Linked DNA regions of Homo sapiens: region 2 is linked to region 1. A link is an interaction called in ENCODE POLR2A ChIA-PET data of the cell type or tissue named here. Cell type or tissue: HepG2. All regions are shown on one strand. Links, peaks and the distances in the headings refer to the core of each region. The heading gives the core; the rest is flanking DNA. Region 1 holds the start of LINC01503 (long intergenic non-protein coding RNA 1503). Region 2 has its middle 26 kb from the start of C9orf50.

Evidence for each region. ChIA-PET counts read pairs that join two places held together with the same protein. Peaks named below come from ENCODE experiments on the same cell type or tissue, not always from the same donor. Only the 100,000 strongest peaks of a DNase experiment are listed, where the experiment ranks them.
Region 2: POLR2A ChIA-PET joins it to region 1 with 6 read pairs; 9 of 35 experiments call an interaction of 5 or more read pairs at or near these places.

The regions. Positions count from the first base shown.
Region 1 is chr9:129,331,891-129,346,820 of GRCh38, forward strand. LINC01503 (long intergenic non-protein coding RNA 1503) reads left to right here and starts at 5,033. Exons shown (of 4, transcript NR_120686.1): 1 at 5,033-5,098; 2 at 6,902-7,027; 3 at 9,942-10,153. RefSeq lists enhancers at 2,116-3,315, 2,299-3,101, 3,906-4,709, 4,710-5,513. In HepG2, for the core only: a CTCF peak has its summit at 12,199; DNase peaks (open chromatin) are centred at 12,101 and 13,411.
Region 2 is chr9:129,587,613-129,602,542 of GRCh38, forward strand. No RefSeq gene overlaps it. Among named protein-coding and RNA genes, the nearest start is that of C9orf50, 26 kb to the right of the region's middle. RefSeq lists enhancers at 70-753, 12,658-13,157 and a silencer at 9,805-10,024. In HepG2, for the core only: no CTCF peak of the experiment used is centred there; DNase peaks (open chromatin) are centred at 9,039, 9,479 and 9,889; H3K4me3 peaks cover 1,114 bases.

The sequences.
Region 1 (14,930 bases), core at 10,525-14,524:
GAGGTCTAGTGGTGACACGTGGAACACCTGGTGGTGAGCCCCAGAATGCCTGTGTCCCAGGCCGACCCATACTGGTCATGAGCTGTGTGATCCAGGCAAGTGACTTCACGGACCTCAGTTTCCCATCTGCAAAATGGGATGATAACAGCAAACTTCACCACTTGTGATGAGGATTCGGAGAGTGAATCTTTGGCCCAGCACAAGGCCTGTAAGGTGTTTCACATGGCAGAGTTGGTGGCGGGTCACCAAGGTGGTGGTGTCCCAGGTTGAAGGAACCTTTCTAGAAATTCCATTGCCTGGAAGGATCCAGTGACACACAGTGGACCCTGAGCCACAAAACAGACTGTGGTAACTGCTGGGGCCTCCCGCAGGGTGATCCCCGAGGAGGCTGGGAGGAGCTCAGCCCTTTCTTCTGCTGGGGGCATGTGCAGGCATGGAGACTGCCCGGCCCCTTCCTGTCCTGTTGGGGCATGATTTTCAACAGAGGGAGGATTCTGGGCATGTTTTCCTTTGGAAGTCTCACCAGGCTGAGCAGGACTTAGAGGAACTCCGGCTACGTTTGCTGTCCCAACAAATAGACCAGGTATAGAGAGAACAGGCCCTGTGAGAGGTAGGGAAAGGAAGGGAGCTTTGGTGGGGAGATTTTGGGGTCTTTCCTGTGGGTACCGAGGTTCTGGGCAGCTGGGTGTGCTGGCCTCCTCTCTGGACATGCTCTGTGGGCATCTTGGCTGTAAATTCCAGGCCCCCCTGCCAGGGATTCCCTCTCTGAGTCTTCAACGAGAGTGAAACTCCATTTCAAAAATAAAATAAAATAAAAAAGCGAGGAGGCTGTGGGCCTAGATGATCTCTCAGCCCCTCCCAACTTTAACACTCTGATTAATTGCTGCATTTATTGAACTCCAGCTGTATGCAGGAGTGGTGTCTGGGAGATGGGAGGTGCTGACCCCAACCCAGGAGGAAGAACCAACCTGAGCCTGCAGATTTCTATGTGGCCTGGGATGGCAGAATGGCCATGTAGGCTGCAGGAGAGCCTAGTACCAGGCCCAGCTGCCATCTGAAACGTGTCCTGCTGGTGGCACTTTGGCGTGGTTCAGGTGTTCTGGTCTTAGAGTCCATTTGGTTTGTACATGAAAATATGTTAGCGGCCTCTTTCCAGTAAGGTTCTGTTTTTGTTTTTTGTTGTTGTTTGTTTTTGTTTTTAGACGAGTTTCGCTCTTGTTGCCCAAGCTGGAGTGCAATGGCATGATCTCTGCTCCCCGCAGCCTCTGCCTCCCAGGTTCAAGCGATTTTCCTGCCTCAGCCTCCCAAGTAGCTGGGATTACAGACATGTGCCACCACGCCTGGCTAATTTTGTATTTTTAGTAGAGACAGGGTTTCTCCATGTTGGTCAGGCTGGTCTTGAACTCCTGACCTCAGGTGATCCACCCGCCTCGGCCTCCCAAAGTGCTGGGATTACAGGTGTGAGCCACTGAGCCCAGGCTTTTTTTTTTTTTTTTTTTTTTTTTTTTGCGACGGAGTCTTGCACTGTTGCCCAGGCTGGAGTGCAGTGGCGCAATCTCGGCTCACTGCAACCTCCACCTCCTGGGTTCAAGCAATTCTCCTGCCTCAGCCTCCCAAGTAGCTGGGACTACAGGTGCGTGCCACCACACCAAGCTAATTTTTGTATTTTTAGTAGAGACGGGGTTTCACCATGTTGGCCAGGCTGGTCTCGATAGCCTGACCTCGTGATCCACCTGCCTCGGCCTCCCAAAGTGCTAGGATTACAGGCGTGAGCCACCGCGCTCAGCCCAAGGTTCTGTTTTTTATTCAAGGCGTCTTAGGGCTTAGAGCTAAACTTGACCATGTCATTCCACACATAAGCCCTTCCCTGGCTCCTCACTGACCTCAGATGACGGTTCATGCTGGGAGTGGCCTCAAGGCCTTCTGGGACCTGGCATGGGCCAAGCTCTCCCACCTGGGGCTTTCCTCCCCTTCCTCTCTCTCCTCCAGAAACACAGATTGAAACATGAGAACGTCTCTCTTCCCTCTAGAGCCTCACACTTGCTGCCTCCTCTGCCTGGAACTCTCTCCCTCTGCTCTCACAGGGTTCCCTAAGTGTCGCTTCCTCCAAGAAGCCCTCCCTGATGAGTTGAGCCACTTTAGTTTGTGCTCAGGCTCACCCTGCACGTCTTGGTTGCTCTCATCACTGTAATGATCTAAAACACACGTCTGCTCATGAGACCCGCATCCCACCCCCGATGCTGGGGCCGCTCTTGGATTTTCATGCCTGCTGCCAGCACCCAGGGGGAGCTCCGGAAATGTCTGCTGGGTGAGTCATGAACGCGCAACCTGTTGATCCAGGTTGGTAATCAGTGGCCGGGCCTGCCAGCAAATCACCTGACCCGGTCACCCAGAGGCTGGGAAGGACTGCCGCGGCTGCCGCCCAGATCCCTCCTTCCTCCCCCTGAAGGCTCTGCCTGGAAGGAGCGAAGGGGTTAAGTGTTTCTGGCGGCCTGGTGCTGTGTCTGCTGCAGTTCCCCCTTCCGGGGCTGCAGCAACCCGAGGTTGGCGAGGAATGTTTGCAATGCAGAGCTAGGAGGAGGGCGGGCTGCTAGAGGTGGGGGCCGAGGCAGGCCCGCGGCCAGGCTCCCTAGTTGAGCAATGGCCCTGCTGGTTCCTGTAACTCGGACCCCTCCCGCCTTTTCCCGCCCTGCCGGCTTCCTCCACCCCGGCTGGGCTGCCTGCCGGGCAGTGGGGGCGGCCTGCACTCAGCTGCAGAGGGAGGTGGAGGGACAGAGGCCCAGATAGCCTGAAGGTCAAGAGTGAAAGAGAGGGGTTCCCTGAGAGACAGAGCAGGGGTGCAGTTGGCTCAGCCACCCCAGCCCAGAGAAGCGGGGCCTTTTCCAAAGTCACACAGCAAGACACCAGTGAATTGGGCCACAGCTCTGGGTCTGGCCTCTTTAGTTCCCATAACTCTAGGCTGCAACTCCCACACACAGCAGGGAGGTCACATTGCCACTCAGCTGGGAAGCTTTGAACCACAGGGGACCCTCTCCCAACAGAAGGCAAAGCCCCCCCACCCCAATGCACTGGCTTGGCCTCTTCACCTAATCCCCAGGGTCTCAGAGAGGACAGTGCACCCACTGGTCTAGGTGCACCCCTCCATCCTGCCATTAACTCCCCACCACTTCCCACTGCCCACTGCCCGGCCAGGTCTTGGGGACCTTGGTCACCTCTGTTCCTCGCTTCCGGGAGTATGAAGTAAATGAATGAAGGCCAAACTTGAGCTGGTTCTTGAAAACCCTCTCTCCCCTCTTCCTCTGGGTCTTTTCAAGGAAGGACCAAACTGGCACGGTGGCTCATGCCTGTAATCCCAGCACTTTGGGAGGCTGAGGTGGGTGGATCGCCCGAGGTCAGGAGTTCGAGACCACCTTGGCTAACATAGTGAAACCCTGTTTCTACTAAAAATACAAAAAATTAGCTGGGCGTGTTGATGGGCACCTGTAATCCCAGCTACTCTGGAGGCTGAGGCAGGAGAATCGCTTGAACCCAGGAGTTGGAGGTTGCAGTGAGCTGAAATCACACCATTGCACTCCAGCGTGGGCAACAAGAGCAAAACTCCATCTCAAAAAAAAAAAAAAAAAAAAAAAGGAAGGACCTTCATGAGTACCAAATATTCACTTGGGCTCAGACGCAAAACTCAGCTCTTTCTCCACAAGCACCCCCCTCCTTTGGGGGGAAGCTGTGTTCCCTGACACTGTGGGATGAGCTCCTCCCTCTGCCGGCAGTATTTCCTCTCTGGGGGACCTCTGGGGAGGTGGCCTTGCAGTTGGGCACACCTGGCTTGCATCCCAGAGGCACCACCTTCAAGCTTCCTGGCTTTGCCACACCTCTCTGAGCCTCGGTTTCCTTATCTGTGCCATGGAATTCAGAGAGGCCCCAGTCTCACTAGGCTGAGGCTCAGGGCCAGTTGCCTTTTCCTGGCCCCACAGATGTATGGTCAGTTTGGGGGTATGCCCCCATCCCTGCTCTGGGCTTTGCCTAAGACAGGCTGTGGGCAGCCCTCAGAGGCGCCAGTTTGGCCACACCTGGCTGGAATCAGCGGGTGGGTGGGAGCACACAGCAGGGACCCAGTGCCTTCTAGAACACAGCTAGCAGTTCCCGTGAAAATCAAAACACCCCATTTTACAGGTAAGGAGGCTCTGGGAGGAGTGGCTTGCCACACTATGCAGATATAAAGAGGGATATTCACCAAGAAAAACATACCAATAACACCAAGGGCCCTCCTACACATTGTTCTACCACTATTTATTGAGCACTTACTACATGCCAGGCAATGAGCCAAGTGCTTTACAAGGCTGACCTATTTCAATCCAACAGCATACCGAAGAGGGAGGCATATTGATCCCCCTTTTACGGGAAACAGTGAGGTTGATGCATTTGCCCAAGATCACACAGCTCTTGGGGAGTGGAGCCTGACTTTGAATTTAGGCCGCCCGCCCCCAGAGCCTGTGTTCTTGGCCATCCTTCTTCGCACCTGGCTTAGAGACCCAGGCTCTGCATAGAGGGGCCCAGTGATCTTGGGTTAGTCCCTTAAGCCCCAGCCTAGCAAAAGGGAAAGGAAATATCTTCAGCACCCAGTGAGGGGGAGCTCAGAGAGGGGACCCCTTTTACTACAGGGCACACAGCCGGCTGAGCCAGGACCCACCACACTCAACTCCCCGGCCCCTGGCTCCCAGGAGGTGGCTCCTCCATGGCCGGGAAGGACCCCCACGGCTGCTCCCGCAGGCAGATGGACAGACGATGGCCCCCTCCCACGGCCTGCGGGCTGTGTGGCATCGCCACCTCCTCCCGAGCAGGCTGCCTTTAAGAAACCAGAAGATTGATTTCCTGGCAGGCTCTACGCCGAGGAGCCCGTCCAAATGGTTTGCATGTCTGCATTTTTTACTGCTCCGTTTAATATGTATGCAAATGCCGGCCGGCTGCGCCCGCCGCGCGGCTGCACAGTCACACGCGGCGCCCCATTAAAGCGGCCGTCCCGGGCGCGCGCCTCATTCGAGGCGACGGGCTCCGGGCCCTGATAGATGGGGTGCGGGGACGGAGACAAATGACGGCCTTTGTAATTTCTTTTCTCTCTTTTTCCGGGGGAGGGGGAACTCGCAGAGGAGATTTAAATATATGCAAAATTGTTTGCGGGCTGGGGGTGGGGCGGAAACCTGAAAGGGGCGGCGGGGGGAGGAGCTGGTGTGTTCCTGGTGGGAGTCGGGCTGGAGGCAGGAGGGGAGCCGGGCCCCCACAGTCACCTTCTGGCGGAGACAGCCGAGCGAGCCGCTCTGCTCCTGATAAGCAGGCCCGGTCCTCTGGGAAGCGTGGGCTTCAGCCGCAGAGAAAAGGAAAATGCTGGTTATTTTCGGCCCCGTTACACGCGGGAAGCCGGGGATGGTGGTTTTTCCCCCATCGCACCACCGCTTTCTTTTCTTGGGCTTCCAGGGCTTATAACTTAATTGGTACGGTGTCATTTAAGTTTCGCATTAGCCCATGAAGTGGGTCCCGGGTTCACACCCATTGTGCAGATGGGGAAACTGAGGTTTGCGGGAGTGAAGTCCCTTGGGGAGGGTTGCAGAGAGAGTGGGTGGGGATTGGGTCCCTCCAGAGCCCTGTCTTTGATCCCCACGGCCCTCTGCTGTCTCTCTGGCTCTCAGCGGTGGGGTGTCCGCGTGCCTGCCTGTGCCCCAAATCTGCCCGGGCTCGCCCCATACCACGAGCCAGCCCCCTCCTCCTGCCTGCCCCCACGCGCGCCAGGTGACAGGCCCACAGCCCAGCGAGCTGGGGGACTGAGCCTCACATTTTCCAAATATTGCTTAAGCCTAAAATCCGAAGTGCTGGTTTTAAAGGAATCTTTCCTAATTTGTCAGGATTTTAGGCCACATGGCAGCTGGGGGCAGAAACATTTCTGAGAGGAGGCTCCAGCCTCAGGAGAGACCCACCGTGGAGCAGACCACTCAGACCCACCGGAGACCCAGAGTTACACACTGCTGTGTCCGTGTGTGCGCGCCTGTGTCCGTGTGTGCTTGGGTGTGTCGTGTCATTGTGAGTGTGCTGGTGTGTGTGCACCAGTGGGAGTAGGGGAGTGTATATTAGTGCATGTGTGAGTTTCAGTGTGTATGTGTTAGTGTGTTACGGGAAAGGGGTCCTGATCCAGACCCCAAGAGAGGGTTCTTGGATCTCGCGCAAGAAATAATTCAGGATGAGTCCACAGTGAAAAGCAAAAGCAAGTTTATTAAGAAAGTACAAGGGATTGGGCGCGGTGGCTCGCACCTGTAATCCCAGCACTCTAGGAGGCCGAGGAGGGCAGATCAACTGAGGTCAGGAGTTTGAGACCAGCCTGGCCAACATATAGTGAAACCCTGTCTCTACTAAAAATACAAAAAAAAAAAAAAAAAAAAATTAGCTGGGTGTAGTGGCATATGCTTGTAGTCTCAGCTACTTGGGAAGCTGAGGCAGGAGAATCGCTTGAACCTGGGAGGCGGAGGTTGCAGTGAGCTGAGATCACGCTACTCCAGCCTGGGCAGAGCAAGACTCCATCTCAAAAAAAAAAAAAAAAAAAAAAAAGGGATAGCGGTAAAAAGACAGCTACTCCGTAGACAGAGTAGGATGTTCCTGAAAGTAAGAGGAGGAGCGAGGAACGCATCCACCCTAGGTACAATGCTTGTATATATGGGGAGATTTGCTCTGCTACAAGGGTTTGTGATAAAGGATTAATTTTCTTAATTACTATATTTTGCAAGAATCGATATTATTATCTTTAAAGCAAAATTAGGAATGCCTTTGTTCTTCAGATATGGCGATATCTGGACACTCCTAAGTCCGGGTCTGTTTTAGTAAACATTATTAATTTGTTCCCTTAACCATAAACCTCTAGGGGCTCGGAATACCCACCTTTCTGGTAATGCAGCCCAGCGGGTCCCAGCCTCGTTTTCCAGCCCTCACTCAAAATGGAGTCGCTCTGGTTCGAACGCCTCTGACAAGTGTGTACCTACGTGTCAGGGTGAGTATGGGGCTGTATGTACACACGTGTCACTGTGTACACGTGTCGGTGCGCATGTATGAATGTGTGTTGTCCTTGGCTGGCAGGCAGCTGGAGTGTGAATTTCCCTGAGGGTTTCCACTTCCCTGTGGTTCAGGCTGGGGCCGTCCCCGCTCTCCTGGCCCCAGAGCTGCCCCACTAGGCAGGGAAAGCCTCTGGAATGAGGGAACAGGATATGGCTCCATGAGGCCCCCACAAGCCAGAGGCACCCCTGAGCTTTGCATAGATGGGAAGGACTTGGATTGCTGGGGCCGGGCTGGAGCCTGGGAATCCTGAGCCGGAAGTGAGGGGTGCACACAGCTGTCTAGAGAAGCCCTCTGCGTGTGCGTGTGTGTGTCCCTCCAGATCTGTGCATGTTGAGTCACTCGGGGAAGTGGCTCTCCTCATGTAAATGTCTTCAGGATGAAGGGAGGTCCTTCTGGTGTCTGGACTTGAGCTTCTCTGGGGGCAGAACCTGGGCTCTGGGGGCTGCTATTTGGGAATCACCCTCCTTGCCGCCCCCTGGGCCAGTGCCCTGAGGACACTGGAGGGGTCCTTGAGCCCTAGTGGGGGGTAGGGTGTGTGTGTGTGTGTGAGAGAGAGCCAGAGAGAGTGTCTGTGAGCAGGGGTGTATGTAAATGTGTGTGAGGATGTGTATATGTGCATTGGTGTGAGTTGTGTGTGTGAGGTTGTGTTGGGGTGAGGGTGTGGGCGTGTGAGTTGGTGTGAGGGTGTGTGAGTTGGTGTGTGTGAGTTGTGAGGTTGCGTTGGGAGTGAGGGTGTGTGCATGTGAGTTGGTGTGTGAGTTGTGTATATGTGAGGTTGTGTTGGGTGGGGGCAAGGGTGTGTGCATGGGTCTGTGAGTTGTGTATGAGGGAGGATGTGTGCATGGGAGTTGGTGTGTGTGAGGGTGTGTGAGGGTGTGTGTGAAAGTGTGTGGGTGTGAGTTGGTGTGTGTGTTGTATATGTGTGAGGTTGTGTTGGGGTGAGGGTGTGTGTGTGAGTTGGTGTGTGAGTTGTGTATGTGTAAGGGTGTGAGTGTGAGTTGGTGTGTATTTGAGTTAGTGTGTGTTGGTGTGCATGCGAGTTGGTGTGTGTGAGTTGGTGTGTGTTAGTGTGAGTTGTATATGTGTGAGTTGGTGTGTGTGTTGGTATGAGTTGTGTATGTGAGTTGGTGTGTGTTAGTGTGAGTTGTGTATGTGTGAGTTGGTGTGTTGGTGTGAGTGACTTGTGTATGTGTGAGTTGGTATGCGTGTGAGTTGGTGTGTATGTGAGATGTGTGAGTTGGTGTGTATGCGAGTTGATGTGAGTTGTGTATGTGTGAGTTGGTGTGTATGAGTTGGTGTGTGAGTTGTGTATGTGTGAGTTGGTGTGTATGAGTTGGTGTGTGAGTTGTGTATGTGAGTTGGTATGAGTTGGTGTGAGTTGTGTATGTGTGAGTTGGTGTGTATGTGAGTTGGTGTGTAAGTGACTTGTGTATGTGTGTGTATTGGTGTACATGTGAGTTGAGTTGGTGTGTGAGTTGGCATGTGAGTTGGTGTGAATTATGTATGAGTTGGTGTGTGAATTGTGTATGTGTGAGTTGGTGTGTGAATTGTGTATGTGTGAGTTGGTGTGCATGTGAGTTGGTGTGTGAGTTCGTGTGTGAGTTGGCATGTGAGTTGGCACATATGTGAGTTGGTGTGTGAGTTGTGTATGTGTGAGCGCATATGAGTTGTGTGAGTTGGCATGTGAGTTGGTGTGAGTTATGTATGTGTGAGTTGGTGTGTGAGTTGTGTATGTGTGAGTTGGTGTGCATGTGAGTTGGTGTGTGTGTGAGTCCGTGTGTGAGTTGGCATGTGAGTTGGCACATATGTGAGTTGGTGTGTGAGTTGTGTATGTGTGTGTTGATGTGTATGTGAGTTGCTGTGCGTGTGAGTTGTGTGCGTGTGAGTTGGTGTGTGAGTTGTGTATGTGTGAATTGGTGTGTGTGTGAGTTGTGTGTGTGTGAGGGAGGGTGTGTTTGTGGACAGATGTGTGTGCGCCTGGATGTGCCGGACCGGTTGGGAGGGGCGGATGGACCGAGGCTCCGCGACAGGCATTTCCGAGCTCCCCTGGCAGATCTGGCTTAGGAGGAGCTGCAGGGACCAGCGCTGAGGGCCCTTCTGGCTGCCCTGGTCCGGGCCTTGGTGTCTTCCTGGTCTCATCTCTCTCTAGTCTCTGCAGTCCCCTGGGCTCTCCAGTCCCACAGGGGGCTCTCCCTTGGAAACCCGTGGGGAATGTCACCCGTGGGGAATGTCTCTGCCCACCCAAGCCTCCCCGGGGAACGGCAGACAGGATGGCCCCTCAGGCCGGCACCTCCCAGAACTCACGTCCCCACAGTGGCCCTGGGGTCCCCTCTGGCCTCACGCCCGCTCCTCTTCCTCTCTTTCAAGATTTGCCGGGTGCTGGGCCCCAGAAGCCAGCCCTCCTGACGTGTGGCGGCCGTCCTCACCGCTCCCTCCTTCCCTGCAGCATTCCCCAGCCCCCGGCCCACCCTCCTCCCACCCGCTTCCTGACCCAGGCTCCCGGGCCTTCCCCTCGTGGCCACCTAGCTGTGTGCTTTGTTTGGCTGCTGTCACCCCCAGGAAGGTGATCCCCGTGAGAACTCAAATAGCAGATGCTCATCTGGGACCCCCGCCTCCAGCCCCAGGGGAGGTTTCCTGGTCCTCACTGTGGCCGGGGCATGGCTCCTTCACCCCGGGGCTCACCCTCGGTGTCCGTGAAGTCCAGCCGACGGTGACCCTAAGTCCTCCCTCCACTCGCCTATGTTTGGGGATAGCCCATCCTTCCTGCAGGCCTTTGTCTTGGTGTCACCCTGCCTGAGCTGGCCCCAACCACAGTAGCAACAGTGATGCTGATGTGTGACTGCTGCCAGGAGCCTGCTCACATGACCGTGTGGAGAAAGTTCTTTCCCTGAGGACCATCTGGAGTGGACGCGTGCACTACCCCTCTCTGAATACACCCTCCCCACGAGGCCCTCTGGAGCATCCTGTAGAGCCAGCCCCTACCCAGAGACCCTGAGCCCAGAGAATGCGCTGGGTGGTGAGCCTGGGGACGAATGCAGAGCCCTAGGTCTCCTCTCCAGAAGTAAGTATGGGGTTTGTGTAAATTGCTTGGTCAGGAGGGCGGGACCTGGGGTCTTCACTAGGCTTCCCAAAAACTGGGTTGAGCACATAGTAGGTGCTCACTAAATAACTGTTGAAATAGATAAGCAAGGAGGCTGGGCGAGGTGGCTCACATCTGTAATCCCAGCACTCTGGGAGGCTGAGGCGGGCAGAGCACCTGAGGTCAGGAGTTCAGGACCAGCCTGGCCAACAGGTTTAGTGATGAAACCCCGTCTCTACTAAAAAAAAAAAAACCAAAAATTAGCTGGGCGCAGTGATGCACGCCTGTAACCCCAGCTGCTCAGGAGGCTGAGGCAGGAGAATCGCTTGAACTTGGGAGGCGGAGGTTGCGGTGAGCCAAAATCGTGACACTGCACTCCAGCTTGGGGGCAACAGAGCAAGACTTGTCTCAAAAAAAAAAATATATATATATATATGTATATGTGTATATATACACACACACACACATATATATATATGCAAGGGGATGGAAGGATGGACACAGGCATGGGTTTGGGCCACACAGTCTTGCTGGGCCTCCTGCCCATGGCCCTCCTGGGGTCCGGAACCTGGCAGAGGCTGAGGTTCCGGAGAAGTTGGGCCCCCAGCCTGTTCACTGGGGCACAGGTCACGCTGTAGACGCAGCCCCACTAGCTTGTTTAGGGGTCGAGGACTCCTACAACATCCCCGGGAGGGGGGTGGCACTGGGACCCTTATTTCCTCCTGTGGAAGCAGAACCAGGTGACCCTCGCCCCCCGGCTGGCTGTGGTGCTGTGTGTCACCCGGCTGGGTCAGGCCCTGACACCGAGCAGGGTTCACTGTGGCTCTTGAAGACCTTGTTGTTGGGGCTGAAACGCATCTGCACCTCCACCTGGGTCCTCCGTCCCTCAGGGTGGGTGTTTATTCCCAAGCAAGGGGTCACCCAGAGAGCAGCCCAAAACCTCCCTTGAGTCCTGAGGAAGGGGCAGCCAGAGGCTGGGCTGGGAGGAGGCGTGGCAGGCGTTGGGAGCAGCTGCTCCAAGTGCAGTGACCATATTTTTCTGAGCTGAAAAATGAGGACACAGGATGTAGCTGAGGGCTTTCTCAGGTTGGTTCACTTAATGAAGGGGAAAAAACCTTCCAAAGGTATGAAAGTTAAAGCTTATTTAGTTATGTGGGGAATAGCTTGTTTTTGTGGAAGGAACCTGAGTTTCCAAAATCAGGGGTTTTCTGGAAAGGAATAATTCCATTTGGCTAATATTTGGGGGGCACCTGGACCAACCTTGTCTTTAGTGGGAAGCAAAGCAGGCATGATCCTGGCCTCACAGAGTGACGTAGGGAGACGGACAGTATTCCAATAATTTCATGGTTCAGAGGTCTTTTAGGAGGTAACTGATGAAGAGGGAGCGCAGGATGGGGTGGGGAAAGCACATTCCAGGCAGGGAACAGCATATGCAAAGGCCCTGTGGCTGGAGGGAGAGCTTCGCGTTTGAGGGACAGGAGGGCAGCCCCGAATGTGACGAGCGAGAGGGAGAGGAGGATGGAGATGTGGGCAGGGGTCAGTCTGGGCGGTGGCCAGCAGCCATGAGAGTGTGATGGGCTGTCTCTGGCAGGCAGTGGGGGAGCCATGGATGGTTGGACACAGGCGTGACCTGGTCATCCTGGTGGATGTTGATGGTGATGAGGAGAAGGATGGGGTTGAGAATCGTAGGAGGTACTGAGTTCTTACCGCGTGCCAAGCACCATTTCACAGATCGAAGTGAGGGCTGGGGAGGGGAAGTGACTTATCCAGGTCACACCACTGGCAAATGGCAGAAATGGGACTCAGACCGCATCTGTCTGGCCACACAGTCCGCACGCTCGTCCTGCATGTCCTGTACACACTGTACACAGAGCTGCCCTTTGTCTGGATGCGGAAGCCAAGGGACATGCAGACGACCCTGTCACCTGCCTCCCTGTGGTGCTGACTCCTCTCTGCTCTGAGTTCCAGGCTGGGTGGGGACTGCAGGTCACAGGATTGGCCGGAGCTGGAAAAGCCCAGCTCAGTTCCTGCTGAGGCCCAGCAGGGGAAGGAGAGGTTGCAACATCGGCGGAGGCTGAGGTTCCGGAGAAGTTGGGCCCCCAGCCTGTTCACTGGGGCACAGGTCACACTGCAGACGCAGCCCCACTAGCTTGTTTGGGGCTCGAGGACTCCCACAACATCCCCGGGAGGGGGGTGGCACCGGGACCCTCATTTCCTCCTGTGGAAGCAGAACCAGGTGACTGCACTGCTGTAGACCCACCAGCGGCATTGAAAAAACCCTCACCAGGCTGGGCGAGGTGGCTCATGACTGTAACTCCAGCACTTTGGGAGGCCAAGGCAGGCAGATCAATTGAGGTCAGGAGTTCAAGACCAGCCTGGTCAACAAGGTGAAATCCCATCTCTACCCAAAATACAAAAACTAGTCCGGTGTGGTGGTATGCACCCGTAATCCCACTACTCAGGAGGCTGAGGCAGGAGAATCGCTTGAACCCGGGAGGCGGAGGTTGCAGTGAACCGAGATTGCGCCACTGCACTGCAGCCTGGGCGACAGAGTAAGACTCTGTCTCAAAAAAAAAAAAAAAAAAAAAAGAAAGAAAAGAAAAAAGAAAAAGCCCTTATCCCCTCCTTAATCATTAGGGAAATGCAGATGAAAACCCGGATGAGACGTCACCTCCCACCCATTAGGATGGCTACTATCAGGAACCAGAAAGAACAAGGGCTGGTGGGGAGGAGGTGGAGAAATTGGAACTCTCAAGCATTGCTGGTAGGAATGAAAATGGTGCAGCCGCTGTGGAAAACAGCATGGCAGTTCCTCAAAAAAAGTAAAAATAGAATTACCATATGATCTAGCATTTCCACTTCTGGGTATGTACCCAAACGCGTTGAAAGCAAGGCCTCGAAGACATATTCATGCTCCCATCTTCATAGCAACATCACTCACAATAGCCAGAAGGTGGAAGCAACTCAAGTGTCCTTGAATGCAGGAATAAACAAAATTTGATACATACGTACAATGGAATATTATTTAGCCATAAAAAGGAAATTCTGACACACGCTATAACATGGATGAACCTTGAAGACATTACGCTAAGTAAAATAGCCTGTCACAAAAGGACAAATACAATAGGATTCCACTTATGTGAGGCTCTAAAGAAGTCACATTCATAGAGACAGAGAGTGGAATGGTGATGGCCAGGGAGAAGGAGGAGTTAGTATTTCACGGGTACAGAGTTTAAGTTTTACAGGATGAAAAGAGTTCTGTGGGTGGATGGTGGTGACCGTTGCACAATAGCATGAATGTACTTAACACTACAGAACTACACACTTAAAAATGGTTAAGATGGCACATTTTATGTGTATTTTAAAAAATTTTTATTCTCAGTTCTCTTATGTTATTGACAGCTGGCTTTCTTTTAAGTTTTTTTTCTTTTTTCTTTTTTGAGACAGTGTCTCACTCTGTCACTCAGGCTGAAGTGTTGTGGAACCACCACAGCTCACTGCAGCCTTGAACTCCTGGGCTCAAGCGATCCTCCCACCTCAGCCTCCGGAGTAGCTACCACATCCAGCTAGTTTTTTACTTTTTTGTGGACACACGGTCTCACTATGTTGCTCAGGCTGGTCTAGAACTCCTGGCCTCAAGCCATCCTCCTGTCTGGGCCTCCCAAAGCGTGGGATTACAGGCGTGAACCAACTCCCGGCCTTAAGTTAGTTGCTTTTGTAAGAAATAAAAATACCAGGCGGTAATTGGCATTAGAGCAGTCAAAAATCTCAGATGCTAGTGTTCCTGGGCAAGTAACCTTGCCTCTCTGAAGCTCAGTTTTCTCATGGGGAAATGGGATCGTGATGGCACCTCCCTCCTGGAGCCACTGTGAGGGTTCCATGATGCCTCCGAGGTGCTCTTCCCAGCGGCCAATGTGCAGTGAGCACCCAGCTGCCCCTATAGGACTGGCAGGTCTTCCTTGAGCCTTTGGGGTTAGGGATTTAAGCAGCATAGGCCTTAGTCAGAGGAGAAAAAGTCCCTTACCCCACCATCCACATGGGGAAACGGGCCTAGAAGAGTCAAAGGACTTGCCAAGATCTCTCAGCATCTCCTGAACTGGAATGTGGTTTTCCAAGAGTCCCCTCAGGACCCGGGCCAGGCTTCACCTGTGCCTGGGTGTGCAGCTGTATTGGTCAGCAGGGCTCCCTCTGCTGTGGTAACAAATGAACCCCGCATCTGAGCGCCTTAAAATGGTCAAGGTTTGTTTCGCATCCGGCAAAGTCTGCTGTGTGTCCAGGCAATTCTTTTATTTTTTTTTTTTGGAGACAGAGTCTCTCTCTGTTGCCCAGGCTGGAGTGCAGTGGCACAATCTCAGCTCACTGCAGCCTCCGCCTCCCGGGTTCAAGCGATTCTCCTGCCTCGGCCTCCCGAGTAGCTGGGACTATAGGCGTGTGCCGTCACGCCCAGCTAATTGTTGTATTTTTAGTAGAGACGGGGTTTCACCATGTTGGCCAGGCTGGTCCCGAACCGCTGACTTCAAGTCATCTGCCCACCTCGGCCTCCCAAAGTGCTGGGATTACAGGTGTGAGCCACCGTGCCCAGCCTCCAGGTGATTCTTCGGGGTAACTGCCCTCGCTATGAAGGGAGGCTTAAAAATCCAGGCTGCCTCCTGCTGGTGGCACCCCCATCTCCAGATCACTGAGTCACGGGAAAGAGCATCACATCACTTCCTCCCACGGCTCACTAGCCGGGGGCCTCATGCAACCGCAAAGGTGGCGG
Region 2 (14,930 bases), core at 7,833-11,832, 250 kb after region 1:
GCCTGAGGCTTTTTAAAGGGCCCGGTGGGGGAAGTGTGCTTTGAGAGAAGATCCTATTGGGAAGGAGTTGGGGAAGGGCTGGCTAGTTATGACGAATGGGGACTTCGTTAGGCTCTGTTGCAGTTAGGGCCTATGCTCTGTTGAAGCTATGGGCGGGGCTGACATTTGCGGACAGTTCTGAGACATGGAAATTTGATACTTTAAGATGGTGGAGACCGGGCGCAGTGGCTCATGCCTGTAATCCCAGCGCTCTGGGAGACCAAGGCGGGCGGACCACCTGAGGTCGGGAGTTCGAGACCCGCCTGACCAACATGGAGAAACCCCGTCTCTACTAAAAATACAAAATTAGCCGGGCATGGTGGCACTTGCCTGTAATCCCAGCTACTTGGGAGGCTGAGACAGGAGAATCACTTGACCCCGGGAGGCGGAGGTTGAGGTGAGCAGAGATTGCGCCACTGCACTCTAGCCTGGGCAACAAGAGTGAAACTCTCTCTCAAAAAAAAAAAAAGAAGATTGTGGAGTCTCGTTAAGATGGCAGCACTCTTGTCCTATCAATCCAGACTCTATGGTTAGATAGGGAGATGGGCTGGCGTGCTTTTTCTGGCTACTTCCTGCTGAAAGGGGGCCGTAAGATTGCTGGTTTTGGATTGACTGGAGGAGTAGCACCGTCTTCAGGTGTTGTTGGGGGGTAGTTTGTGAGATGGCTGTGATCCTGTCGGTAAGGAACATTTAACCAGGAACTGATTTGGTTGGTTTTCTTGTCGCTCCCTCATTCTTTGAGCTCTTTCCTTAAGTTTTGGACGGCATCCCTTACCAAGCCTGGCTGGTTGAGATAGAAGCAGCATTCTTCCCCTAGAGAGAGGCAGGAACCTCCCTTCTCTGTTGTAAGGAGGTCGAGTCCTCTCCGGTTTTGGAGGACTCCTCCGGCTGGGGAGTCTAGCTGGTCTTGGATTCTTACAAGGCCCTTGGCTATATCTTCTGAGGATTCTTGTAGGTCTGTGGAGAGAGACTTAAAATTTGAGAGTGAAGTGGCTAATCCCCCAGCTCTTAAACCAATGCCTGAGCTGATGCCCAGAACAGCCTATAAGGCAATGATTTGGACTGCCCTTGTCTGTTTGACATGCTGAATGGAAGGCACCGGCAGGGCTGGGTTAGGGGGAATTATTCCGAAGCCTGGAGAAAGGGGGCCCAGAGTACAGGTGCCTGTCCAATCGGTTGGGAGGCAGAGGTAAGTGTTGGTGCCAGGCAGGAAAACAGGCCTGCTTCGGAAATGCAGGTAGAGATATGAAGGGAAAAAAGGTGGATTAAGGGCCTTTGGTTGTTTGTGGTGGGTTCCTGGCTCCAAACAGACAGTGTAGATGCAAGGAGGCTCTGATGATGGTGAAGATGTGTTGGGAGTCAACCTTTGAACATTTGATGCGATCTGGAGCAGGACCAGTTATGGATAGCCACGGATAGAGATGTGTGTTGGGGATAGAGCAATTAAAGGAGGTAGCCGTGATGTGGGGGGTGGCTATAAAGCGAACTGGTTGGAGGAGCAACCCACTGGCTTCTGGTGACACTTGATATTCAACCCGGTTAGTTTGATGGTCTGTAGCGTGCTGGATAGAAATGGTTTTGTTACATTCTCCTGGAATGAGGGATCCTATGGGGCACATGCCCTGTGTGGCTGAAAAACAGTGGAGCCCATTGAAGGAGAGGGATATGAAGAGTAAGGGGTCCTTCAATAGAGGGGGCGGGGGGGAGCATATTTTGTGTTTTGTTTTGTTTTTGAGACAGGGTCTCGCTCTGTTGCCCAGGCTGGAGTGCAGTGTTGCCATCTCGGCTCACTGCAACCTCCGCCTCCCAGGTTCAAGCAATTCTCCTGCCTCAGCTCCCCGAGTAGCTGGGATTACAGGTGTGCGCCACTGCGCCCGGCTAAAATTTTGTATTTTTAGTAGTGATGGGGTTTCACCCTGTTGGTCAGGCTGCTCCTGAACTCCCAACCTCAAACCATCTGCGCGCCTTGGCCTCCCAAAGTGTTGGGATTACAGGCATGAGCCACAGCGCCTGGCCGTGGGCATATTTTGTTAGAGAGTTATAATATGTTTGGAACAGTTTATTGGCTTGGTTAGCAAATTGGGTAGGGTAATTGCCAAGTACAGTGTCTGCCCTTTCAAAGCAGGAAGACCGCTTTTGGAGTTTATAAGTCAGGAATGTTTTTTGAGTTAACGTTGTAGGGAGAAGCGCCGATTGGGCTGTATATGCCGACAATGAGGAGAGTGATAGGCACATCCAACAATTATGAGCATAGGAAGGATTAGCTTGCCACAGCAGGGACTGAGTGAGATTCAAAGAAAGTTCCAGATGCTTAGCTTTGAGGAGTGACTTGATGCGGGCTGCGGATCCCATTGTAGTGAGGAAAGGTAAACTTAGGGGAGAGGGAACATCAGGCAGAAGGAAAAGAAAGTTATTTGGGTGGGGGAGAAATCCTAGGAGGTACCTTGAAGCCATAAGTCCAACAGAAGGTTAAAGGTTTGATTAGGGGAAACTAGAGGCTCCTCGTGAGGGGACCAGGTAATGTCTGAGCTAAGGAGTGTGAGGAAGAGGTGAAAATTGTGGGGAGAGGGCAACATAGAAGATTGATAGGCTTTTATTTATTTTTATTTTTATTTTTGAGACGGAGTCTCTCTCTGTCACCAGGCTGGAGTGCAGTGGCACGATCTTGGCTCACTGCAACCTCCAGCTCCCAGGTTCAAGCAATTCTCCTGCCTCAGCCTCCTGAGTAGCTGGGATTACAGGCGCGGACCACCACAACCGGCTAAGTTTTGTATTTTTAGTAGAGACAGGGTTTCACCATGTTGGTCAGGCTGGTCTCAAACTCCTGATCTCGTGATCCACTTGCCTCGGCCTCCCAAAGTGTTGGGATTACAGGCATGAGCCACCGCGCCCGGGTGATAGGCTTTTAATAGAGAGGTTTAGGTGGAAGTTTCTTCTTTGGGAATCCTGGTTAGGCAGACAGATGTAGGCCCCGTGGAAACACAGGAAAAGGTTGAGAGGGTTTTATTCTGAGTTGGTGGGGGGCTGGATGGTTTCTTTGAGGGATGAGGGGTGGAACAAATTAGGAATTCCCTTGAGCTTAGTGGCTGTGGGGTAGCCAGAATAATCTAATAAGGGCCATCCTGCTTGGGCTTAAGAGGGTTGCTGGGGGTTTCTCTTGGGGTTTGGAGAACCTAGTCTCACTGATGGAGAGAGGGGTTGTCTGTGCTTGGGAGTGGTTGGGGTAAGGTGCAGTTCACACATTTCCAAAGGAAACTGCGGACTGCCTGTAGGAGTGGAGTAACAAGGGAATCGGGGAGTGAAGGGGCTTTTTTGAGATGGCGTAAAAGAGGCAAGAGGTCTCCTGTACATGAATTAAATGCACTAATCATTAGGGGTTTGCGAGGGAGAGCCCTAATTTTGAGAAGGGCGAGGGGCAATAAGGTGGTCCAGTCTTTGTGGGTTTGTAAGGAGAATTTTGTGAGAGTATTTTTTAGAATGCAATTCATCCTTTCTACCTTCCCAGAAGATGGAGATCAGTAAGGAATATGGAATTTCCAAGTAATATGAAGGGCTTTTATAAGATTTGGGGAGGACAGGCCTGGTGTCTCATGCCTGTAATCCCAGCACTTTGGGAGGCCAAGGCAGGTGGCTAAAATACTAAAGTATTTTTTCGACTAAAAATACAAAAAATTATCTGGGTGTGATGGTGGGCACCTGTAATCCCAGCTACTCAGGAGGCTGAGGCAGGAGAATCGCTTGAACCCGGGAGGCAGAGGTTGCAGTGAGCTGAGATCGCGCCATTGCACTCCAACCTGGGCAACAAGAGTGAAACTTGGTCTCAAATATATATGTGTGTGTGTGTGTGTATGTGTGTGTGTGTGTGTATATATATATATATACACACACACACACATACACATACACACAGAAAGTAGTTTGGCGGCCACAGTAGAGGCTCTTTTATTGGTGGCAGGGAGGCTTTCAGGGGGCATGAAACCATGTATCTAGCTAAAAATACAAAAAATTTCCAGACGTGGTGGCACACGCCTGTAGTCCCAGCTACTCGGAAGGCTGAGGCAGGAGAATCGCTTGAACCCGGGAGGCAGAGGGTGCAGTGAGCCAAGATCGCCCCACTGCACTCCAGCCTGGGCGACAGAGGACAGAGCGAGACTCCATCTCAAAAAAAAAAAAAAAAGATATTGGGGAATTTCTTGATTTGCTGAGGTCATTCTGGCTCATTTGTCAGCCTTGCGATTTCCTAAGGAAATATGACCCTCATTTGATTGGTGTTCCCTGCAGTGAATTATTGCCACTTTTTGGGAGCAAGGCAGCCTGTAACAAATGGCGAATGAGCTTTCCATTAACAATGGGGGTTCACTTTGTGGTGAGGAAACCGCGTTCACTCCAAATTTGGGCATTGGAATGAATGATGTTCTATGCATATTTGGAGTCAGTGTAAATATTGACCTGTTTTCCTGCTGCTAGGGTTAGGGCCCTGGTTATGGGCCTACCTGCTGGGAGGATGTGCCTGCTGGTAAGAAAGAGGCTTCTATGACTCTTCAGGGAGGGAGGACGGGGGTGTCATCACGGTATCCTTCCATGATAATATACCCTGCTGAGAAAGGAGGAACTCTGGACACACTGCTGTCTAGAAACCAGCCTGGAGCTCCCTTTATAGGTGCGTTGGTTAAATGATGGAACGTGATAAGGGAGTCATCAGTGATATCAGTGCAGGAGTGCAGGGGTGACTCTAAGAGGGGTGTTGAGGGTAAAAGGGTGGCGGTGTTAGGAGGGGAGCATTTACGGAGGGAGAGAAAGGATTGGAGAATGGCTGAGTGCAGGGTCTGGATGCGGGAAGGGGATACTGTTTGAAGTGCCCTGTGGCTGAGCATATCTTGCAAGTCATGTGATGAATAAACTTGCAGGGGTTTATAGAAGATGAAATTTTGTGCCTCTGGGATAATTAAAGAGGCTGTGGCTAAAATGTTTAGGCAAAGAGGCCAACTTTTTTTTTTTTTTTTTTTTTGAGACGGAGTTTCGCTCTTGTTGCCCAGGCTGGAGTGCAATGGCGCGATCTCGGCTCACTGCAACCTCCGCCTCCCAGGTTAAAGCGATTCTCCTGCCTCAGCCTCCCTAGTAGCTGGGATTACAGGCATGTACCACCATGCCCGGCTAATTTTGTATTTTCAGTAGAGATGGGGTTTCTCCATGTTCGTCAGGCTGGTCTCGAACTCCTGACCTCAGGGGATCTGCCCGCCTCGGCCTCCCAAAGTGTGGGGATTACAGGCATGAGCCACCGTGCCCAGCCGTGAGGCCAACTTTTATAGATAAGATCTAGCTGCTTGAAGAAGTATGCAACAGGTTGAAGAGAGTCCCCTGTGGGCTGGGCCAAAAGGCCTAAAGCTCCGTTTTGGGAGCTGTGTAAGTATAAATGGAAAGGTCGGCTGGGGTTAAGGAGACCCAAAGCAGGGGCCCAGGTTAGAGCTTGTTTTAAGCAGGACAAAGCATGATGAAGTTCAGGAGTAGGGGCAATAAGCTCAGCGAGGTTTCCCTTTGAGGCCTCATATAATGGCGTGGCAATCACTACAAAATTGGCAATCCATAGCTGGAAGTACTCCATGAGTCCCAAGAAAGAGAGACAGTCTCTTTTGGTATGAGGGAATAGGATGCTCTGGACCATCTGCTTGTGTGTTGAGGGAATTTCCCAGGTGGCAGGGGTAATCATGAGGCCCAGGTATGAAACCTTGGAGGAGGCTAATTGGGCCTTTTTTTTTTTTTGGACAGCTGGTAGCTGTACTGGGTGAGGGAGTTTAAAAGGGTAACAGTATGCTGAATAGAGAGTTCCTCTGAAGGGGAACAGAGCAGCAGATCATCTACATAGCGAAGGAGGATGGGAGGTGTTAGGCAAAGTTTAGAGAGGTCTGCTTGAAGGGCTTGTCCAAAAAAGTTGGGGGGCTGTGTCTGAAACCCTGGGGGAGGACAGTCCATGTGAGCTGTTGGGAAATGTTGGTATCTGGATCCATCTGGGTAAAAGCAAACAGGTTTTGGGAAGAAGGGTATAGAGGTATAGTGAAAAAGGCATCTTTTTTTTTTTTTTTTGAGACAGAGTCTCGCTCTGTCGCCCAGGCTGGAGTGCAGTGGCGCAATCTCGGCTCACTGCAAGCTCCGCCTCCCGGGTTCATGCCGTTCTCCTGCCTCAGCCTCCTGAGTAGCTGGGACTACAAGCGCCCGCCGCCATGCCAGGCTAATTTTTTGCATTTTTAGTAGAGACGGGGTTTCACCGTGTTAGCCAGGGTGGTCTTGATCTCCCAACCCCGTGATCCGTCCGCCTCAGCCTCCCAAAGTGCTGGGATTACAGGCGAGAGCCACTGTGCCTGGCCTGAAAAAGGCACTTTGAGGTCTAGTACTGAAAAATGACTGGTATGAGGGGGGATTCTGGAGAGGAGTGTATAGGGATTAGGAACGACTGGGTGTGTAGGGATGACAGCAGAATTGATTTGACGAAGGTCCTGGACAAGCCGGTAGGACCCATCCAGCTTCCGGACAGGGACAATAGGGGTGTTATGAGGGGAATGGGTTGGAATGAGGATGTTGGCAGCTAACAGTTGGGAGATGATGGGCTTGAGTCCCCGAAGCCTCTCAGGGCTGACAGAATACTGTTGGACTGTGATCTAATGAGAAGGATCCTTTAATGAAATTTTAATGGGGAGTGGTGGGCCGCCACGACTGCAGAATTTGTGTTGACCAAACAATAGGATTTGTTTGAGTTATAATGCTAAGGTCAGGTGTTGGCTCCTTAACTTCAGGTAGGGAGAATTTGGGTTCCTGGCATAAAAATAAGTAGGGATGGCTTTGGCCAAGAGCCCAAAGGTGGAGGAAGCCACGCAATTTGTGCAGCAGGTCTCTACTTAGAAGAGGCATGGGGCAATGTGGGATTAACAGGAAGCAATGTATGAGGGTGACGTCCCGAAAGGAACAATATAAGGGGAGTGTTTGGAGGGGAGTTTTCTGAATGCCCTTTATGCCAACAACAGAGATTAAGGAGCAAATTAGAGGTGTGGGGAACAATCTTGGCAGAGGGAAGGACGTGAGCAAAGGTAAATGAAGGAACTTCTTGCCATTTGCCATTTCGATAAATGAAGTTATCTAAATCCCTTAAAATTTGGTGGTCGAATGTGCCGTTTTCAGGCCAACGGTTGCCCTTGGCCTGAGGCCAGGCAGTATTGCAAAAGAATATAAGGCACTTTACTTTAATGTCCCCCTTTATACCGAGTTTAGAAAGGTTACAAATCAGGAAACCTAGAGGGGAGGAAGGAGTAATTTGAGATTGATTGGAGCCCATTGAGATTTGGCAAGGAAAGGCCAGGGGTGTCTGCCGTTAGACTAGGCATCCCCAGAAAAAGGGCAGAGACGGGAGATCCTCTCAAGAGGAGGTAGACTGAGGGGAAAGGTCAGGCATCCCTGAACGTCACCCTCCCAAGGTCTCTGATGGTCCTAATGGTCCCCAGGAGACCGGGACTGCGGACCTGAGTCTCCTGGGTAGCACAGGAGAGACAGGTGGGGGCAAACCTTACTAATTAGTGTCTGGTGTTGGATGTTTTAGAAGGAACCAGCAAAGGACCTCTCAAACTGGAGCCGTTGGGGAGAAACAGAAAGTAAATTGCCCAGATCCAGCGGTTGGAGGCAAAATTCTGGGTCCGGGAGTTTTGAGAACCCATCCAGGGGTAGCCCTGGCCACAGCCTCGAAGTCCTCTCCTGTCACTCAATTACCTCATGCAAATCACTTTTAAAAAAGAGGAAGAGTTGAGGGACTAGGCGGGAAGCCAGAGAACCCTCAGGATCCAGGAATTAGCCAGGGATGAGCTGTCGGGGCCCACTGCTTCCTGGGTTGCAAGAGTTCTCAGCCCCAAGACTCATCCCGGGGTTTGGCAGCAAGTATTGGAATAGAAAGATGAAGGAAAGAAGAGGCAAGAAGGCAGTTCTACAGTGGAGATGGATTTATTAAGAGTAAACCTGAGAAGGGCTTCTGGCCAGCAGGCTCAGGAGCAAGCTTCTCATATAGCCTGAGGCTTTTTAAAGGGCCTGGTTGGGGAAGTGTGCTTTTTTTTTTTTTTTTTTGAGACAGAGTTTCACTCCTGTTGCCCAGGCTGGAGTGCAATGGTGGGATCTCAGCTCACTGCAACCTCCGCCTCCCAGGTTCAAGCAATTCTCCTGCCTCAGCCTCCTGAGTAGCTGGGATTACAGGCGCCTGCCACCACACCCAGCTAATTTTTTTGTATTTTTAGTAGAGACCTGGTTTCACCATGTTGGCCAGGCTGGTCTTGAACTCCTGACCTCAGGTTATCTGCCCACCACAGCCTCCCAAAGTGCTGAGATTACAGGCATGAGCCACCGCGCCCAGCCCGGAAGTGTGCTTTGAGGAAAGATTCTATGTGGAGGAGTTGGGGAAGTGCTGGCTGGTTGTGACTGTTGGGGACTTTGTGAGGTTCTGCTGCAGTTACAGCCTTATGCTCTGTTGAAGCTATGGGCAGGGTTGACATTTGCGGACAGTTTTGAGACATGGAAACTTGATACTTTTAAGATGGTGGAGACTTGTGAAGATGGCGGCACTCTTGTCCTATTAGACACAGCCTGTTGGGGGCCCCTCTCTCTTGGCTCCTCAGGGGCCAGCATGGCCACCTCAATCCCACCAGCTTCGAGACCTCAACTTCTCTGTGGGCCTCAGTGTCCTCATCTGCAACTTGGAACAAAAACTCTGTCCTCAGCCAGCAGCCCTGGGGAGCTGGGAGAAACCAGGCAATCAGCCCACTAGGTGGGCAGAGGAGAGGGTTCCAGGAGACAGCTGCAAAGCCTCCTGGGACTCTGAGGACAGAGAACCCTGGGGGTGGGGCTGGAGCTTTCTAGGGGCTGCCAGTGGTTGAACCCAAGGGCCGAGGCGGCAGCTGGGGGCCCTCTGCAGTGAGGAGGAGGTCCCGGCTGGAGGTCGGGAGAGGGGTCACCCAGCTTTGCAATCTGATGGGCAGGGAGGAGAAAGAGGCTATGGTGCGCCTGCATGGGTGCATTGGAAGCTATAAGGCTCCAGTGCGCGGGGCCGATGGGCTCTAGGACCCTGGAATTCTCTCAGCACCCGCCCACACACTGACCAGTCCCCAAGGCTTATTAGTATTGTGATCGCTATTATCGAAGGACCCCCTCTCCCTGTCTCCTGCGCCCACCCACAGCTGTCCAGACTGGGGGATGCGAGGATGCCCTCCAGGTGTCCACAGCTGGGGTTCTGGGCCAGGGATTACCAGAGTCTGAGCAGCCTTGGGGGACGCTGAGGCAGGGGGCCGGGGAGGAGGGCACCCGGGAAGAGGGTAGGGCAGGAGGTTTATGGGAGGCCCCACAGGAAGAGAGGACGCCCTTCCCTCCCATCCCCCGCAGGGAGGAGCTGAGGCTGGAGCCTGGGAGGGGAAGATGGGAAAGGCGCTCCTGGCAGAAGGAACAGCGTGTGCTAAGGCCGGAGTGAGGCAGTAGCTGAGAAGCAGTTCTGTCTGGCCAAGGGGCCAGGAGGGAGGAAGAAACGGGTGGCGCGCAGGGCACCCACGGCAGGGCCTTGAATGCCGGGATAACTCATTCCTCGCTCCTAGCGCGGGGCTGGGCCGCCCTTGGGCCCTGGGGAGGGCGTCAGGCGGGACCCTTTGTCCCTCCCTCCGCCCCCTCCCCTTCACTCTCCCCTTTCTCCCCCTCCCGCCCCTCCCCTCCTCCTCCCCGCTCTCCCCGGCCCTGTCCCGGGAAGGCTGGACCGGCCCGCGGCTTGCCCTTTCAAGTCGGCCTCCCGGAGTCTCCGGAGCCGTCCGAGCGCTGGGGCCGCTGGCGCGGACTTCAAAGCCCGCCGCCCCCAGCCAGATCCGGTTGCGGGTGGGGCGGGCGAGCTGGGAGGGAGGCGGGTTTCGGTGGATTCCCCTTTCATCCCGCGGCTGCAGCCGGGCGCAGACCTCGGGGAGGCCCGGCGCGTCCCCGCTGGGCAAGTCCCTGCAGGGCAGCGACCGGGAACGGAGGGCTGGGGACGCCACGAGGCCGCGCCGCAGGGCGGGGGAGGCCTGAACCCAGACTGGGGGCTTCGGACCCGCCTGCGCTGTGGGACCTCAGGCCAGCGCCTACCTGTCGCTGGGCCTCAGCTTTCCTGAATGCCCTACTCCCTGCCCAGGACTCCTCTGGGGAGGGGCATTCGGGAACATTCAGTGGCCCTTGGACAGCTGAGATAGGAACAGGAAGCTAAGCTGGGAGCCCGGGCTCTCCTTGGGGTACCTGCCCGACCCCACCCATCCCACCGGAGAGGAACCGCTTCCTGCATCAGCCAAGCCCTGCCCGCAGTGTAACCCGTGGTCCAGCCTGGCCCTCTCTGGGCCTCAGCTTCCTGGAAGGCTGAGGGGGTGGCGGCTGAATGCCCTCCCTCCGGGTTGAGGTGTAGCGCATTCCTTCTTGCCGTCCTGTTTCCCGGTCCCTAAAGTAAGGGTGGAGGGAAATGGCTCTCCCTTTCTGGTGTAACCATAAGGAAGTGGCTGCCTGACATTCTGTAGCCGTCCGCGTGCCCCATCCAAGCCCCACAGAGCCCTGTGTGTAGATTAAGAACATCCTTTTTTTAGGTGAACAGCCTGAGGCAGAGGGGGTGTCGCTTGCCCCAGGTCTCAGCTGGCAGGAAAACTGGGACTTGACACAAAGTTACTTGGGCTTTCCTCCACCTTCCTCCCTGCCCGTGGTCCCCACTGATTGCAAAACAGTCATAGGGGAGGTGAGTCCAGGCTGGGAATTTGGAAAGCAGACACTGACATAACGTGGGGTGCAGGCGCAGGAGTAGTATCACCCCCGCTTTACAGACCCAGAAACGGACACCGAGAGGTTGCGAAGCCAGACAAGGGGCAGAGCTGGGTATTGACGCAGATTTTTGGGGCCCCAGAGACTTGAGGTTTAGCCACTGCCTCTGGGGTGAGAGGGGCAGGGCACTTACTGTGTGTCAGGCCCAGGCTGGGAAGCATCTTGATCAACACAAGAACCCCAGCTGGGAGGTGGTGGTGTAGGAAAGGGGTCCAGATCCAGACCCCAAGAGAGGGTTCTTGGATCTCTCGCAAGAAAGAATTCAGGGTGAGTCCATAAAGTAAAAGCAAGTTTATTAAGAAAGTAAAGGAATAGGCCGGGCATGGTGGCTCATGCCTATAATCCCAGCACTTTAGGAGGCCGAGGTGTGCGGATCACGGGGTCAAGAGATCGAGATCATTCTGGCCAACATGGTGAAACCCCATCTCTACTAAAAAATACAAAAATTAGCTGGGCGTAGTGGTGCGCGCCTGTAGTCCCAGCTACTCGGGAGGCTGAGGCTGGAGAACAGCTTAAACCTGGGAGGCGGAGGTTGCGGTGAGCCAAGATCACACCACAGCACTCCAGCCTAGCAACAGAGCGAGACTCCGTCTTAAAGAAGAAGAAGAAAAAAAAAAAAAGTAAAGGAATAGGCCAGGCACGGCGGCTCACCCCTGTAATCCCAGCACTTTGGGACGCTGAGGTGGGCAGATCACCTGAGGTCGGGAGTTTGAGATCAGCCTGGCCAACATGGAGAAATCCCATCTCTACTAAAAATACAAAAATTAGCCAGGCATGGTTGCATGTGCCTGTAATCCCAGCTACTCAGGAGGCTGAGGCAAGAGAATGGCTTGAACCCAGGAGGCGGAGGTTGCAGTGAGCTGAGATCGCACCACTGCACTCCAGCCTGGGCGACAGAGCAAGACTCTGTCTCAAAAGAATGACTACACCATAGAGCAGCGCTGAGGGCTGCTGGTTGCCCATTTTTATGGTTATTTCTTGATGATATGCTAAACAAGGGGTGGATTATTCATGTCTCCCCTTTTTAGACCATATAGGGTAACTTCCTGTCATTGCCATGGCATTTGTAAATTGTCATGGCGCTGGTGGGAGTCTAGCAATGAGGACAACCAGAGGTCACTCTGGTTGCCATCTTGGTTTTGGGGGGTTTGGCCAGCTTCTTAACTGCAACCTGTTTTATCAGCAATGTCTTTATAGCCTGTATTTTGTGCCGACCTCCTATCTCATCCTGTGACTTAGAATGCCTTAACCGTCTGAGAATGCAGCAGCCCAGTAGGTCTTGCCTCATTTTACCCAGCCCCATTCAAGATGGAATTGCCCTGGTTCAGACACCTCTGACAGTGATACGACCATTGCGCAGGCCTGGGACTGAGACACAGAGAAGTGAATGGTGAGGCCAGGCACAGTGGCTCATGCCTGTAATCCCAGCACTTTGGGAGGCCGAGGCGGGTGGATCACCTGATGTCAGCGGTTCGAGACCAGCCTGGGCAACATGGTGAAACCCCATTGCTACTAAGAATACAAAAATTAGGCCAGGTGCAGTGGCTTACGCCTGTAATCCCAGCACTTTGGGAGGCCAAAGCAGGTGAATCACCTGAGGTCAGGAGTTCAAGACCATCCTGGCCAACATGATGAAACCCTGTCTCTAATGAAAATACAAAAATCAGCCACTCGTGGTGGCAGGCACCTGTAATCCCAGCTACTCTGGAAGCTGAGGCAAGAGAATCACTTGAACCGGGGAGGTGGAGGTTGCTGTGAGCCGAGATCGCACCACTGCACTCCAGCCTGGGCGACAGAGCGAGACTCCATCTCAAAACAAACAAACAAAAAAATTAGCTGGGCGTGGTGGCACGCCCCTGTAATCCCAGCTACTCTTGAGGCTGAGGCAGGAGAATCACTTGAACCAGGGAGGTGGCAGTTGCAGTGAGCTGAGATCACACCACTGCACTCCAGCCTGGCGACAGAACGAGACTCCATCTCAAATAAAAAGTAAATGGTGGGCCCCAGTCTCACCAGAAGTGACTGAGTCAGAATTGGAACCCAGTCTGCCTGGCTCCTATGCCCCTGCACTTGATTTAGAGCTTTGCCCAAAGAGAGCTGTACTGCTTACCCACTCGCACCAAACACTGCATGGTTCCAGAGCCCTGGAAGGGTGTCTCTGCGTGGGGCCTAATCTGCCAAGAGGGGGCAGTTTTAACGGGCTTCCAGCATGATGCTGAATGTACCCAGGCTGGTGGGCTGGGACAAGTGCCCAGGTATCTAGCAGATGCCGCCCCAGCCCAGAGATTTAAAATTCCTCCCTGGAAAAATCAGATAATCAAAGAAGTCAAATACCGTGAAATGAATGTGATCCCTGCCAGAAGCCCAGAGGGAACATCTGAGAAACACTGCATTGCAAGTGCAGGCACGGGACCCTCCCCCTTGCCGTATAGGCAGGGAAACTGAGGCACGGTATGTGGCAGGGAGATGTTCACAGATAGGATCCCCATCCCTTTGCGCAGCGTTCATTCAGGGCCTTCTCTGTGGCAGGCTCTGTGTTAGGGACCTGTCCAGTCTCTGCATTCTTGGAGCTCAGGGGCTACTGAGTATGGTCCATGTGTGCCAGCAATGCCACCACTGTTCCGTCCTGATTGTGGTAAGTGCCACACAAGGAGAACTGTGGGGAGCTGGTTTCATTTGGAAGAGCTTCCCTGAGGAGGTGACATCTGAGATCTGATGTTAAGTGGGAACCCGTGAAGCTGGTAGGAGAGCATTCTGGGTAGAGAGGAGGGCATGTGCAAAGGCCCTGGGGTGTGAAGGAGTTTGGCTCAGGAGCTAAAGGAGAAGCCAGAGGCCTACTGCAGAGTGTGAGGGGAAGCACAGAGGGGGAAGAAGGAGAGAGGAGGGAGGAGGCAGAGGGGCCGGGGCCTTGGGGCTCAGAGGAGTCCCCAGGACTTCAGTGCTGGGGTGCCGGGGGGAGGGACAAGCAGGGGGAGTCAAGGCTGGCAACCAGGAATCCTGCCGGACGGACGTGCTCAGGGACACCCCAGGACTGCAAACCCCAGGAGAGTCCTGACTGGGAACAGGAGAGCAGAGGGAGCGGTCTCCAGTCTTGCTCTAAAGCCGGCTCTGTTCTCTCCTAAAAGAAAAAGGAGATCAAAAGGAAAATTTGCAAGTTAGATTTACCCTCAATTCTATTAAACCACCAAAAACTGTCGATAAATAATATTAAGGTCTTTTTTTCTTTTTGAGACGGAGTCTTTGTCACCCAGGCTGGAGTGCAGTGGCATGATTTCGGCTTACTGCAACCTCCGCCTCCTGGGTTCAAGCAATTCTCCTGCCTCAGCCTCCCAAGTAGCTGGGATTACAGGCATGAGCCACCCTGCCCGGCCCATAATATTAGGGTCTTAACTCCACAAACGCTAGAAATTTCAGCCTGGAAGGCCCATGGAGGCCATTCCCTGTCCTCCCAGCATTGGGGATGCGGGAGGGGAGCCAAGAGGCTCTGGGTGGGAAGGTCTGGCCGGGTCTGTTCAGCCAGTGGGCCCCTCCCCATCCTTCTTGGGCAGGCCCCCAGGTAGACCCAGGGGTGTCCCCAGGTGTGGTCTGGTCCTTCTCAGAAGTGCAGTGTTTACAGGGATGGGCTGTTCCTCTGGTAGGATGGACAGCTGCTTGGAGGAGGGTGGTGAACACCTTTTTTTTTTTTTGAGAGGGAGTCTTGCTCAGTTGCCCAGGCTGCAGTGCAATGGCGAAATCTCAGTTCATTGCAACCTCTGCGTCCCGGGTTCAAGCGACCCTGTCACCTCAGCCTCCCGAGTAGCTGGGATTACAGGCACGCGCCACCACGCTTGGCTAATTTAAAACATATATTTTTAGTAGACATGGGGTTTCACCATGTTGGCCAGGCTGGTCTGGAACTCCTGAGCTCAAGTGATCTGCCCGCCTCGGTCTCCCAAAGTGCTGGGATTACAGGCGTGAGCCACTGAGCTGGCCAGGGGTGAGCAACTCTTATTCCTTGTCTGGAGAAGGAGGGAAAGAGAGTGGAGGGAGAGGAAGGACAGGGAGGAGGAGGG